2 separate regions of the Mus musculus genome follow, and region 1 is linked to region 2. A link is a contact called in ENCODE Hi-C or POLR2A ChIA-PET data. All regions are on one chromosome and are shown on one strand. Each heading gives the region's core, a stretch centred on a gene start or an enhancer-like site at or near the end of the contact. The rest is flanking DNA. Distances are from core to core; before and after follow the strand shown.

Evidence for each region. A loop is a pair of places that touch in the nucleus more often than their neighbours do. ChIA-PET counts read pairs that join two places held with the same protein, here RNA polymerase II (POLR2A).
Region 1: a loop to region 2 is called in a map of gastrocnemius, with 2.2 times the contacts of the local background. The contact joins two enhancer-like sites. A Hi-C loop is called at or near these places in 1 of 37 maps with a recorded cell type or tissue (gastrocnemius). POLR2A ChIA-PET finds 5 or more read pairs at or near these places in 1 of 5 experiments (Patski).

The regions. Positions count from the first base shown.
Region 1 is chr1:73,453,599-73,459,789 of GRCm38, reverse strand. No RefSeq gene overlaps it. Among named protein-coding and RNA genes, the nearest start is that of Pinc, 49 kb to the right of the region's middle. Within about 2 kb of position 2,040, at least 1 of the 3 ENCODE cell types and tissues checked has a DNase peak (open chromatin) inside an H3K27ac peak, as active enhancers do.
Region 2 is chr1:72,881,910-72,888,610 of GRCm38, reverse strand. No RefSeq gene overlaps it. Among named protein-coding and RNA genes, the nearest start is that of Igfbp5, 10 kb to the right of the region's middle. Within about 2 kb of position 2,675, at least 1 of the 3 ENCODE cell types and tissues checked has a DNase peak (open chromatin) inside an H3K27ac peak, as active enhancers do.

The DNA of each region.
Region 1 (6,191 bases), core at 791-3,290, 570 kb before region 2:
ATCCCTAAAAGGAAGAGAATTGGTCTGGTAGGAATCTTGAGATCTCTTAGTCTGATATTTACTGGTTCTTAAGCAAGTCAGGGGCCCAGTGGGTGGGGGTGAGACTGTCAGGGCAAATGCCATTGGAAAACAGGAGCTGCTGAGCCTGTCCGGTGACTTGTGCTGTGTGGGCCCTATGCATCCTATCTGTTTATCTAGCTGTGGTCAAGCAACATCAAGTTGACTGATTTTCTTATGGTTGAGGTGGGGAGGGAGGGAGGTAGTAAGGGAGAGAGAGAGAGGAGAGAGAGAGAGAGAGAGAGAGAGAGAGAGAGAGAGAGAGAGAGAGTAGGTAAGAAGAATATCATGACATTATCAATGACTAAGGTCAAAAAATTATGATAATAGTTCTTGGTGAGTTGTTTGAGGATAAATGTATCTTAATATTTATCTTTTCTATAACTTAAGAAGGCAGCCAGATATTGTTCTCAAACAAACTGAGATGGAGGCAAGGATTTTGCTTTATCATCAATCACTTTGTGACAAAGTGCATGTATGGGGCCACCTTAGTCGATCTGGTAACACTGTAACAAAATATGGCTGGGTAATATATAAAGAATAGAATTTTGTGACTCCTAATGATATTCTGCTAGACTCAGTGTCTTACTCAGGTGTCTTATTCAGCCACCATCAGAGGGGCTTCCTCCTGCAGCAGAGACCCCAGCAAGATAATACATAAAGACAGACAGGCAAACAGACAGACAGTTTGAACATGCAGCTCTAAACGAGTTGTCTCCATCAATCCTTGATGGAGCTCAGGTAACCCTGCAAAAGGGTTTGCAGAAGATGATGAGGATAGAAGGAACAGAGGACATCAGGAGGACAACACCCTTTAACACAACTGATCAAATCTCCTATGGACCCTCAGAGACTGAAGTAGCAAGCACAGAGCCTGCGCAGGTCTGCACCAGGTCCTCTGCGAATATGCCATAGCCTTCAGTTTAGTACTCTTACAGGACTCCTGAATATGTAGACAAATGGGTCTCTGATTCTTGTGCATTCTTTGAGGTTCTTTTATTTTTCTGTTAGCTTATCTTCTCCAAATTCAATGTGATGTTAAAGAAGAGCTCTTCAGTAATTTAGATGAAAATAATAAGAATCAGAATACAATTTTATCTCTTGTAGTTCTGGAGGCTGAAAAGTCTCTGTAGATCAGAGGCTAGCAGTTTGGTTGTCTGGTAACCAACAGGTTTGCTTGTCTGGTAAGGCTTTCTTCTTCCAGTAGTGTAGGGTAGGATAGGATAGGTTAGGGCATGATAGGAATTTGCTAATGCTGCCTTAATCTTGCATCCTCCAGAGGGAACAAACACTGTTCTTGAATGGCAGGAAGGCAGTAGGAGGACCACTGCACGAAGCTTCTTCTGTAAGCGTGCTATTAAAAAGGGAATACAAATGTCTTACTGCTTGAATGATGCATTTTTCTACATACTGCAGATGGATTTTTTTTTCACAATAACCTAGGCTAGACAAAGTTAGATATGGTACTGTGTTAGAGCCACTGGAGAGAAAGCCTTCACTCAGATGTAAATAAAGACCAGGCTGGAACTAAGGGCTTTAAAGTTAAACCTCATCCATACCAATCTAGGCTAGAGTACGGTAGGGTAAGGCAAGGTAGGGTAGGGTAGGGTGAGATAGGGTAGGGTAGGGTAGTGTGGGATAGGGTATGGTAGGTTTAGGTAGGCTAGGGTAGGGTAGAGTAAGACAGAATAGGATAGGATAAGACTGTCTTCCAATGGACTCATCAGAGACAGGGAAGGTCATGACAACCTCTAAACACATACAGCCTCCAGGACTCTGGGAAAGAAAAAGGAGACCTGGATTCTAAGTGTGGTGAATTCCTGTTAAACTGAACATTTTCTGGTGTTCAGAAAACAGATACAGTTTATCTCAGGTCAGGCAACTTGTTGGTAGGAATTCCTAACCGCATTCTCTCTCTCTGTCTGCCAGTGGCTATTGGGTATGCCATGTTCAGGCCCAGAGGCTGCGGTTTTTAGGCTCCTGGCAATCAGCCTACTTCTTTGCCTGACAGGCCATAACAACCTGATTCCTGCTGAGTGCACAGACTCTGCAAAGCTATACATTCCTTCCTGGCCAAGCCTTGCTTCCCTTTCCTAAGGTAGGGGACGGGGAAACTAAAGCACAGATGATAAATAGTTTCAATTTGGAACCCAGGTTAATGGTCATAGATTTTAGAGGGGACTTTATAATTATCCTATAAATACTCCCCAAACCATCTGAGATGCTTCTTCCAGGTCTGTTCTGTCAACAAGGAAATCTAGGGCATGGTGCTCGCTAGGAAGTTGGGGGGAGGTGTCTCAGGGCCAGGGAGGTAGACTCCAAGGAGATGTGTGAATCTGAGCCTTGGAGAAAACATTCAGCAAGAAGAAGCCATTGCATTGTCTGGCAAGGGAAAGATGATCTATAAATAATACTTAATTACTTCTTGATCAGCCCTGAGTTTTGTGTTTCTGTGCTTTAACTTTCTCTCATGGTTATATATTCTCCACCCAAAATGGCTTTCAGTCCATACACCTGGGACTGTGGGGTAGGTCTGTGAAGGGGAGATGGCGCCAGTGCAGTTGTTTAGGCAGGGCTGGACAAGGTCAGCTGTGATTTTTGAGAGTTCAGGTCATGGCCCTCCAACAGGCAGGGAACAGTCACATCTTCCAGGACTACCAGCCAAAGGCACGCTCTTCTGAAATTCACCAAACTGAAGATAAACACAGAGCCGGTAATAGCTTTTGCTCCTGCTCTCGTTTATTACATATTCCACACTTGAGATTCCTGTGTTCCAGTCCTGATTCTTCTGGATCTTTCAGGACAAACATTGAAGTAGTTGGTGTGTGTGTCAGGGGTTAATTACCATCTTTCATCTGCTCTTTCCATCCTTTCTGAGTGACTCACTTGCACTGCGTGGTTAATGTTAATCAGGACACTGTGACAGCAGAAGACATCTACTGCAAGGCACGATGGTGCCAAAGACTGGCAAGGCAAAGCAGTTCCTTCTTCTGGGCTGGGGGGTGGGGGTGGGGGAATTTGGTTGTTTTAAAAATAGCATTTTGAAAAAGGAGAGCTGCCCTCATTTGTGGGGTCACACAGCAGGGCAGAGGTTGTGTAACGCCTGCTCTACTCACTGAGTGTGAGCAGGCACCTTTAATAGCTTTAGCTGGAAGGCGATACAAGCCAGTAGGCTCCAAAGATCAGCCCCACCTTCTCCCAGGGACATTGAGGATAAATAGTTCCTCATGACTACACTGAGGGTTTTGTCCACAGCACTCAGAGCTTCCTCACATGCATCCTGAGCAATTACCATTCTATTCCGACAGGTGCACTTACTCATCTCTCATCCCTGGTTTTGTTTTCCTCTGTCAGGATAACACTTTCCAACAAGCCCCAGGCTACACCTGCTGCCCTATAAAAGGCTGTGCCCATTGTAGGGGTGTTCCATAAGTGTTGGGATGACTAGAAGGAACTGCCTTGTCAAGTTGTGACTTTGGTCTTATCTTTTTATTTAAAATTAATTGATCAAGTTCTCACTAACTGATGGTATAGAATTATTCTCTTGAGGCCCTAGAGTTCAAGAGATCCTGTCCACAGTACACAGTCCCACCTTCAAATTGCAAGTCTGAGAGGGAACTTAATGTCTTGCTTGCCTGACTGAGTCAGTATTGGCTCCAGGCCCTTTCATGTGTTCCCTTGTTAAAAACTGACTTTATGCAGATTGATAGATGCCCACTACTGTGGTCATGCCTTTGCTGATCTGGACATAAGCATAGGTTTCCAGGGATATATGGATACCAGGATACTAGACATAATGAATCATGATACAAGAAATAGCTGTTAGAGGTGGTAGGGGGTGATGGTTAAAGGCACTTTCTGGTCTTTCATATGAATTTCCTCCTTGCAGACTTGTTGACATCATCTGGTTCCTAAATCCTACTCTTATAACAAGGGTTCAAATCACAGCCTGGTCTTTGGTCCCATTTCTCCTCTCTACATATTACCCTTGGGGCCATCAGCTTCTTTACATCCAAGGAAGTCACTCCATTTATTTGCCTTATTATCTGCTCCCCAGTGCCCAGCTGCCATCTTCCCCAGTTCATGAAGCTGGCCTCATTTTGTTCTGTATCCTGAATCATTGTGTACAGTACTTTACACAGACAAAGAAGAAACTACCTGTGGCTGAACTGTGTCCACCAGCCCTTGAGTGGAATGTAGTCATTTTTTTTGAAGAACAGCAGTGACAACAGAGAACAAGCTCCCTCCCATTCACCTGCCCTGTGTGTTTCACTTTAGAGCCACCAAGCTCTTATTGACGCATTCTTTGTCCTCCATTCTTCCCCTGGCACTTATTAGGCACCCACACTAGGGCAGGTGTTCATCTGAAACACTGATGTATAGAGATAGAGAATCTATGCATAATAATAAGGTAGCCTAGTCAGAAGCAAGAAGCACATAGAAACAATTCTGATAAAAAGGGGGCTTGAGTGTCTTAGAAAAGCCAGGCATAAAGAACAATAACAAGAGAAAACAAACAACAACAACAAAATCCAAAAAACTCACAAACAACAAACTAACCAACAAAATCCTCCCACCATGTTGGTTTCTTAATGAGTGGGAAGAAACTCAGTAGAGGGTTGACTAGGAGAAAGAGTTCAAGGAGCAAGAGAGCAAATGTCAGCGAGTGTTTACTGAGTTGGACACCCTCTGAGAGCTCTGAAATTGTGTCTGTGTCTGTGTCTGTGTCTGTGTCTGTCTGTCTGTCTGTCTGTCTGTCTGTCTGTCTCTCTCTCTCTCTCTCTCTCTCTCTCTCTCTCTCTCTCTCTCTCTCTGTGTGTGTGTGTATATACAGTGTTCCACTTGCTGAACACTGTGCATATTCCATTGGGTGTAATATCTCAGTAGCGGCAGTATGTGTAAAGTAGCAAAGGACAAAAGATTTAGAGCATGGGCAGAAAGTGAGGACTGGCCAGTTGTGCTCCTGTGACATGGACTACGGCAGAACCAGAGCAGATAAGGGCAAAGGGGACCCTGGAGCACCTGAAACCAAGGGATCTGAAGTGACAGACAATGAGAAGGTGATTATGTAAGAACAGGTAGAGTGCAACAGATTGCATTGTGGGGTTCTGAAAAGAGCCTTTGTTCTTTTAAGTGGAGCTGGCACAGGAGAATGAGGGAGAAATCATGGAGATGATAGAGGGAAATGGCGCAGAATAGGGAGGTAGAGCCCTGAACTGGGTAGGAAGGGCATCCCTGGAAAGAAGGCGGCATCACAATTGCAGAAATACAAGGCAGTAGCGAGGGTGAGTATTGACGAATCCAGGCTCAGTCCGACCAGAGAATTCAGAATGTAAAGATACTCAAGGATGACCAGCTGCAGAGTCCAGTGAGTTTTCGTTAGAATTCCCAGATGGTGGGGGGTTGCTTGTGATGCTGCGATGGAAGTTTTCATCAAAGAATTGCAGTCCGCCTTTGTCCATGAATTCTGTTCTGTGGAGTCAGAACACACAGAATAGCATTTTGAATAAGGAGATTATTATGAAAGGGAGCTTTGGATTCTAGAGTCCTGTATTAGTTGTGCATCTCAGTGCTGTGACAGAATATCTGACCAAAGCAAGTTAAGGAAAGAAAGGTTGATTTTGGCTCACAGTTTGAGGGTGCATTCCATCACGGTGAGAAAGTTAAGTGATACTGGCAGGGGCTTGAAGCAGCGGTCACATTGCACCTGCAAGCAGAACAGAGCGGGATGCTTGTGTTGGGCCTGTTTTCTCACTTTATTTAGTCCAGGATGCTAGCTCATGGCATGATGACACCTCCAGTTAAGTTGGATCTTCTCACCTTAGTTAACCTAGTCTAGAGATTCTCTCACACACCTGCTCAGAGGCTAACATGCTGTAGATGATTTTCTATCCTGCCCAGTTGACAATATTAAGCACCATAGATCTATGGACTATACCTTCCTGCTTTTCAGATGGATAGATGGAGGCTTGCAAAACTTGGCTGTTAATATGCCTACTTTGATTGGTTCCTGTATTTATAGTCTAGGAAGTAGATATGAGATAGGCTGAGACTTTAGCAGGTGCTCAGATCATGTGTCCAGGATTCTGCCCACTACACCTCTGCACCCCTGCACACTCCTGATCTGGCTTCTG
Region 2 (6,701 bases), core at 1,426-3,925:
TTATCTTAACCATTCTAAAGTCTTCCTTTGCTTCACTCCTGGGAGAGGAAGTTTGGGTTAAGAAGAGCTGACACTAGTGGCTCATCTAAAACGTTTAATTCCCAGGTGCTAGGAAAAAAAAAAATCAAAGAAATATTTCCAATCTTTTTTCTAGTTTCTAGAGTAACATCACAGAGATTTCCTGTACAGTGCTGTTCTGTTCATTCCCAGAGGAGTGCTCTGCACCTATTACAAATGCCCCGCAACCCAGTGCTCAGTACAAACTGATGACAGCCATGGAAAGACAGTCTCAGAATATCTTGAATGTCTATCCCCCAAAGACAACTTGGAGGACTGTGCTTCCTTTAAGCTGGTGATCTCTCTTGCCTAGAAGAAAGAAAGATCTCCCAGCTCCCCAAGAGGACTCCTAGAAGCATCTCCCTCCAGGCTCCTCCCCTGCTGGACCTGTGTGAACAAGTCTCTCTCGTGTCTGACTCATTGTGAAATGAACTCTCCCCAGAACTCAGGTGTCTGTGACAGTTTGGCAGTGAGCCTGGAAATGTCAATGAAGGATGCATTTCCTCCAAGTCTCCAAAGTTAACTTGTCTTAGGGATTCACCATGGCAGCCAGCCTTTTTGGCTTCAGTTTCAAGGTGGACAAAATGAATTCACTTAACCATCCAAGTATTGTTGGGCATACAATGTCTCATGACTTCTCAAGAGGATAGGATAAAGACCCAAAACAACAGTGTCTTACATGAACAAGATATGGCTTAAAACTTGCAAGTCAGGTTATGAGCACAGCGAGCATAGTTCATTGGTATAGCATTTTTCTGGCATGACCAAGGCCATGGGTTCCATCCTGAGCACCACAGGAATACAAATGAGGAGCCAGGTATATGGCTCAGTGATAAAGTGCGTGTTGGCTTAGGGTTAGGGCTCTCGCCTACTATGTATGAGACCCTTGGTTCAACATCCAGTATTGGGGGGGGGGGAGGAATGAAATGAAATCAAGTTTGAAGGTCCCCAGGCCTCTCCAATGGAAAGTTCAAAGTCAGGGGGAAAAATGATCTCAGCATTCCTAGAACCCAAGTGATTTAAAGAAAATACACAGAGCCACAAGACTCCCTGGGAAAAAAGAAAAATAAGAAGTGTTCAGAGTACAAATGAGTAACAATGTTCAACACCCTGGGACATTCCTATAAGTGAGTATGTCTAACATGAAAACTGACATGGAAACAAATGCTTTGTGTGTGGTAAGAACGACCACTTGATGAAGACAAAAATTCCAACAGCCATCAATGGGGGAAAGAAGACTCTGTGATATGCAGACACCACTCCAACTCAGGAAATCTAGGAAGATGTTTGAATAAAATCTCTTTGGATGACAAATAACAGAAACACAACTAGTTCAGAGAATACACCGAGAGGAAAAGCAAGGTTACCACCCATGAAGAACTAGAACTTTCGGTCAGAACCCCCAATCCACTTACTGTGCTGTATGCTAAGAATCTGACATGCACTGTCCTGCTTTGTAGGCCCTCCAAGTCTGCACTGTAAGCTAAATTATTCCTGTCTTACAGGTTAAGACAAAAAAAAAAAAAAGCCTGAAGTCCCAAATAGCATGAAGGTCGCTCAGTTTGTAGAGGTACTCTGGCCCAGCATCAAAGTCAGCTGCTGAACAAGGCTTTTCCTCTGCAGACAGAGTCTAGTGAAATATGGCCTTAAAGGGCAGTCTACTTTGCAAACCACTCTAATGCAGGAGAGATGGAAAGGGAAAAGAATGTCAGAAAATGGAAAAGTGCAAGAGAAGAAATCTCATGAACCTGAGAACAGTAGGTGGAGATACAGAGTGGTACAGAAAATCCAATGCCATAGTAAAGCGCTCACTTTAAAGGACTGGATTTTGTCCCCTTTGTTCCAATACCAGAAGCACCTGTTAGAGAGAGAGAGAGAGAGAGAGAGAGAGAGAGAGAGAGAGAGAGAGAGAGAATGAGAGAGAAGGGAGGGAGGGAGGGAGGGAGGGAGGGAGGGAAGGAAGGAAGGAAGGAAGGAAGAAAGAAAGAAAGAAAGAAAGAAAGAAAGAAAGAAAGAAAGAAAGAAAGAAAGAAAGAAAGAAAGAAAGAAAGAAAGAGCAAGTCTGCAGTTGTTCAAGCAACATGAAGAACAAGAACCCTTATTAGTTCAGAGACTTTCCAGAGCCAGGTTGAAGAGTGTCTCCTAGTCTCTCATCACTGCAACATTTCCATTTCAAAGGAAGAGGGGCAAAGGCTGGTCCAGACACTTTACACAGAAGACATGGAAACCCAAGTTTCACTTGAACTTTAGGAAAGTTAAAGACAAGCACGACAAAGCTGACAGCAGGGCCACTGTGGGCTCAGGACAGTCATTTTCAAAGACAGAGAGACAGCAAGAGATCAAACTCGGGCCCTGAAGAGAAGTCACAAAGAGAGAAAAATACAAAAAACAAAAAACAAAACAGAATATGCACACACACTCTCACAGAGGCCTAGATACACACACATGGAGAAAAGAGACCAGAGAAAGAACCGAGAGCCACGCTGTTTGTTCTCATGAAGGACATCTGGACGGTGAGAGCCTGACTTGGGTCTCTTCCCCATTTTCCAGCTGGATCCAATCGTGCAGTGCCTGGCCAGAGGTGCCGTGAGTCAGCTGCAGATTGGAGCTCAGTCCCTCTGCCCCTGTGCTCTGCTTTCTGCCAGACCACACAGCCTCCCTCCCCGCCCTGCCAAGCTGGCTTAGCTCCTCATCCAGGTAACACACTTCAAAGGCATCAGGGTAAACTGGACCGGTCTGGGCCAGCCTCAGGACAAGAACTGATTCCAAAAGGCTCTGGCCCAAACACTCCTCATCAATTTTCCTGAATGTCTTTCCCCACTTGCCTCACTTCCCTCACACTGTGAATAACCCCTGGAAGTCAGAAGTGGAAAACCTAATTTTTCATGAAACCCGTCAAGCCTCTCTTCTGCACCGCTGCTCTGAGTGGCTTTATTATTACTGTGAGGTTGACCAGATGTCAGCCAATGTAAACGCACAGCCTATGGAGACGATCTGTACCTTCTTCCCTGAAGTTAGCCGTATTCTCTAGGACAGTCAGAAGATCAGGTGAGGGGCCTAAGTGACCAGAGAAGTAGAACACCATTCAAAGTGTCATGAGAAGCTCACAAATGGTTCTGATGGCCAATAGGCAAGGTATTTGCATCTCTCTTGGTAGATGCTGCTTTGTGTCCATTCTTTCATCGACAACTGTTGTGTCCTGCTGTCAGGTACCACCCTCATTTATGTGTCCCCGGCAACACAAAGTAAAGCAAAGTGCCTGGGGCCAATGCGAACTCAGGAAGAATCTGCATCCTTTAGTTTGTCTGCTGGTGGCCTCCTGGGGCTTTTATGGAACTACAGAACTAGAGAATCATGAAGAACAACTCAATGTCGCTTTCTTACCCACGTTCTTTCCTCATCTCTGTCTCTACTTCTGCTTTGCCGTTGTCCATTTTGCAATTGAGACCATTTCTCTTCCAGGTCAGCCCTATTATTTTACTGATGGCCAACCTGAGAATGAGAATAGAGTTGCCCTATTGAGAGCACTGTGAAAGAAAGAACTCTCTAAGATAACCCCTGATGACTCAAGCCCATGAATAATCCCTTCCCTGTGAGTGCTGGTGGGACCCATAGGCTGCTTCTATCCGAGACCCTGGTAAGAGACATAGGACACAGCTTCTGAACTCATGCTACCTCATATGGCAAAGGCAGTAGGAATCACAAACAAAATGTGAGACCCTAAGGAGTAGACTTTTGAGTTACTCAAAAGGGTTGATGTGTCCTCAGGAAGTTTTTTTTATGACAAACAAAAATCAGCTCAAAGATGAAGAGACCTAATCAAAAGGAAGAAAAAAAAAACCAGGTATGACTCAAAAGCAAAGAGACAAGTAACCCATTTTTAAAAAGATAATGGATCTAAGCAGACTTCTTTCCAAAGAATGGCCAATAAATACATTAAAAAGATTCTTAGCCCACAAGTACAAATCAGAACCACAGTAAGATACTGTGCCACACCCAATAGGAGGATGATTATAAAAAGTAAGATAATGTGTTGGCAAACATGGAAAATTGGAGTCTTGGTTATATATTGCTTCAGGATATACCCAGAGGTGCTGCTGCTGGCAACAAACCAGTCAGTACTCAGAAAGTTAAACATAGAATTAGTTACCATATGAACCAGCAATAGGAATGTTACTCAAGAGAAATAAAAATGCACATCCACACAGGACTTTGTATATAAATGTTTGTAGCAGCATGAGTTTCTCCTGGGTTTTTTTTTTCATTTGTTTGTTTATCTTTCTGTGTATGAGTGTTTTTCCAGCGTGTATGTATATGTACCATGTGCAGTCCTGTTACCAGTGGACGTCAGAGGAGAGCACCAGTCTCCTGGAACTGGAGATGATTGTAAGTCACCATGTGAGTGCTGAATTGAACCCAGGTCTTCTGCAAGAAAAGAAAGTGCTCTGAACTGCTGAGCCATTTCTTCTACCCCATAGCAGCACAGTAATTGAAAGCCAAAAAGAAAAAAGAAAAATAATCTCCATTTCCTCCAGCTGCTTAGTGACTAAACAAAATGTGGTATTTCCAATACAATGGGAAATCATTCCACCATCGGATGAGATGAGATCTCATTAAATTGCCCAGGCTGAACTTGAATTCACTCTGGTGAACCCAAGCATGTCTTGAAGTTGAAGAGTGTGTGTGTTCATAATATTCCTATATGAGAGGATGCACTTGTGTCTACAGTTATACACATGTGTGCATATGCATATGGAAGTTGGAAAATAATTTTATATATTATTCTTCAGGGTCTTCCATCTTTTAAGCTAGGGTCTCTCATTAGTTTGGAACTTCACCAAGTAGACTAGACTAAATAATCATGAATGAACTTCCAGGGATCTGCCTGCACACACTCTCCATTTTGCCATCACTGGGATTACAGACATGTGCCACAAGACCCAACTTTTTAGATCCCTATACTTACAAAACAAGTGCTTTACCAAGTTAGCCATCTCCCTGGCCCTTATATTTTTAATATAAGTAAGTAGAGTTCACTCTAACAACAGAAATTATGTATTTTAAATTCATAATCAATAATGTATTTTTGTCACCAGTTTCAACTTTCTTAAAGTTGAGATGTTTTAACCAAAAATAGAGGACAGTGATATTCAAAGTTTAAGACTCAGGGAAAAGCCCTCCTTCCCGTCTCCTCTCAGCCTTTCTATCCTTGGATGGATGGATGGACGGATGGACTCTATAGTTAGTTGGATGATGTATGTTTGGTGGTCAATTGTTTTATTTAACTGTTCCAAGTCTACAGGAGTATAAGTTTCTAGTGAATTATGTTTATATTGTGGAGAATACATATTCACCAACAAACTGGTAGACCACTTTTTGGGCCCCATGATGTCTCATCTGTATGTGATACACACACAAATAGACAGATAATAGATGGATGGATAGATAGATAGATAGATAGATAGATAGATAGATAGATAGATAGATAGCAGAGACATACAACTCAGGCTAATCATGTTAGACACCTGTGTTCAGTTTATGGTTTTATCCACAATGTCTCTCACAATTAGATGAAGAGTCCGCGTCTCATCTTGGCAGTGAATAGCCTAAAAGGAGCTCCCAGAGAAACAGGTCCAAGATGGCTCAAAGGCTATTCTCTGCCTAATTAAGTTGAATATGTTCACAGTCCCATCAGTAGGCCAGGACTTGGAGCCAAAGATCTGTAGATAGGCTTCCCAAAGCTCTGGGAAGTCAGGGATCTGAGAAACTGTGAGCCTAACTTTGGGTCTTTCCTTCACTGTGTTGTTAAAGACAGAGATATTGATGGCTGTGAAACAAAAAAGAAATCACTGGATATGTACATGCTGCTCATCTTGAATAATCAGATTAGTCACCAAGCAAGTAGACCATTGTTTCTCAAACTAACATGACCTATAGCAGTTTCTTTCCCACCCCCCCCACCCAACTTCTCCCAGATCCTCCCCACCTCTCTGCCCACCCAAATCCATACTTTTCTTTCTCTCAATTGAAAACAGTCATCATCATCATCATCATCATCATCATCATCATCATAATAAGCAATAAAAACAAACGAGAATAAGACAAACTTTTTTAATGGGGGGGGGGGGAAACAACCAAAGAAAAGGCACAAGAAACACATATAGATGCAGATACATACATATTTGCACACACAGAAATCCCACAGAAAATACAAATTTGGAAACAATTATATATATGCAAAAGACCTGTAAGGTTAAAGAAAAATAGCCTAGACAAAGCTGTATGAGACAATAAACTCCAAAATTACCACTGAGTTTATTTTCTGTTGGCCATCTACTGCTGAGCATGGGGCCTGTCCTTAAGCAAGGTGTGTATACTCAATGCAATCCCACTAGAGAAAACTAATTTTTCCTTATGAGTGATTATCAACTGGAGATAACTTCTGGGTTAAGAATATGGGCTTGTGTCCACTTCCCATCTCAATGCACAGAAGAGTTTTTTAAACTTTTTGTACTTGTGGCCTCTTTTCACCTGAGTATATAGGTATATAAAATAAGTCTACAAATAAAAAATCTGATAACAAACCATGAGAAAATTATTTTAAAACAATTATTTGATATCTATATGATTTATTATTTATTATT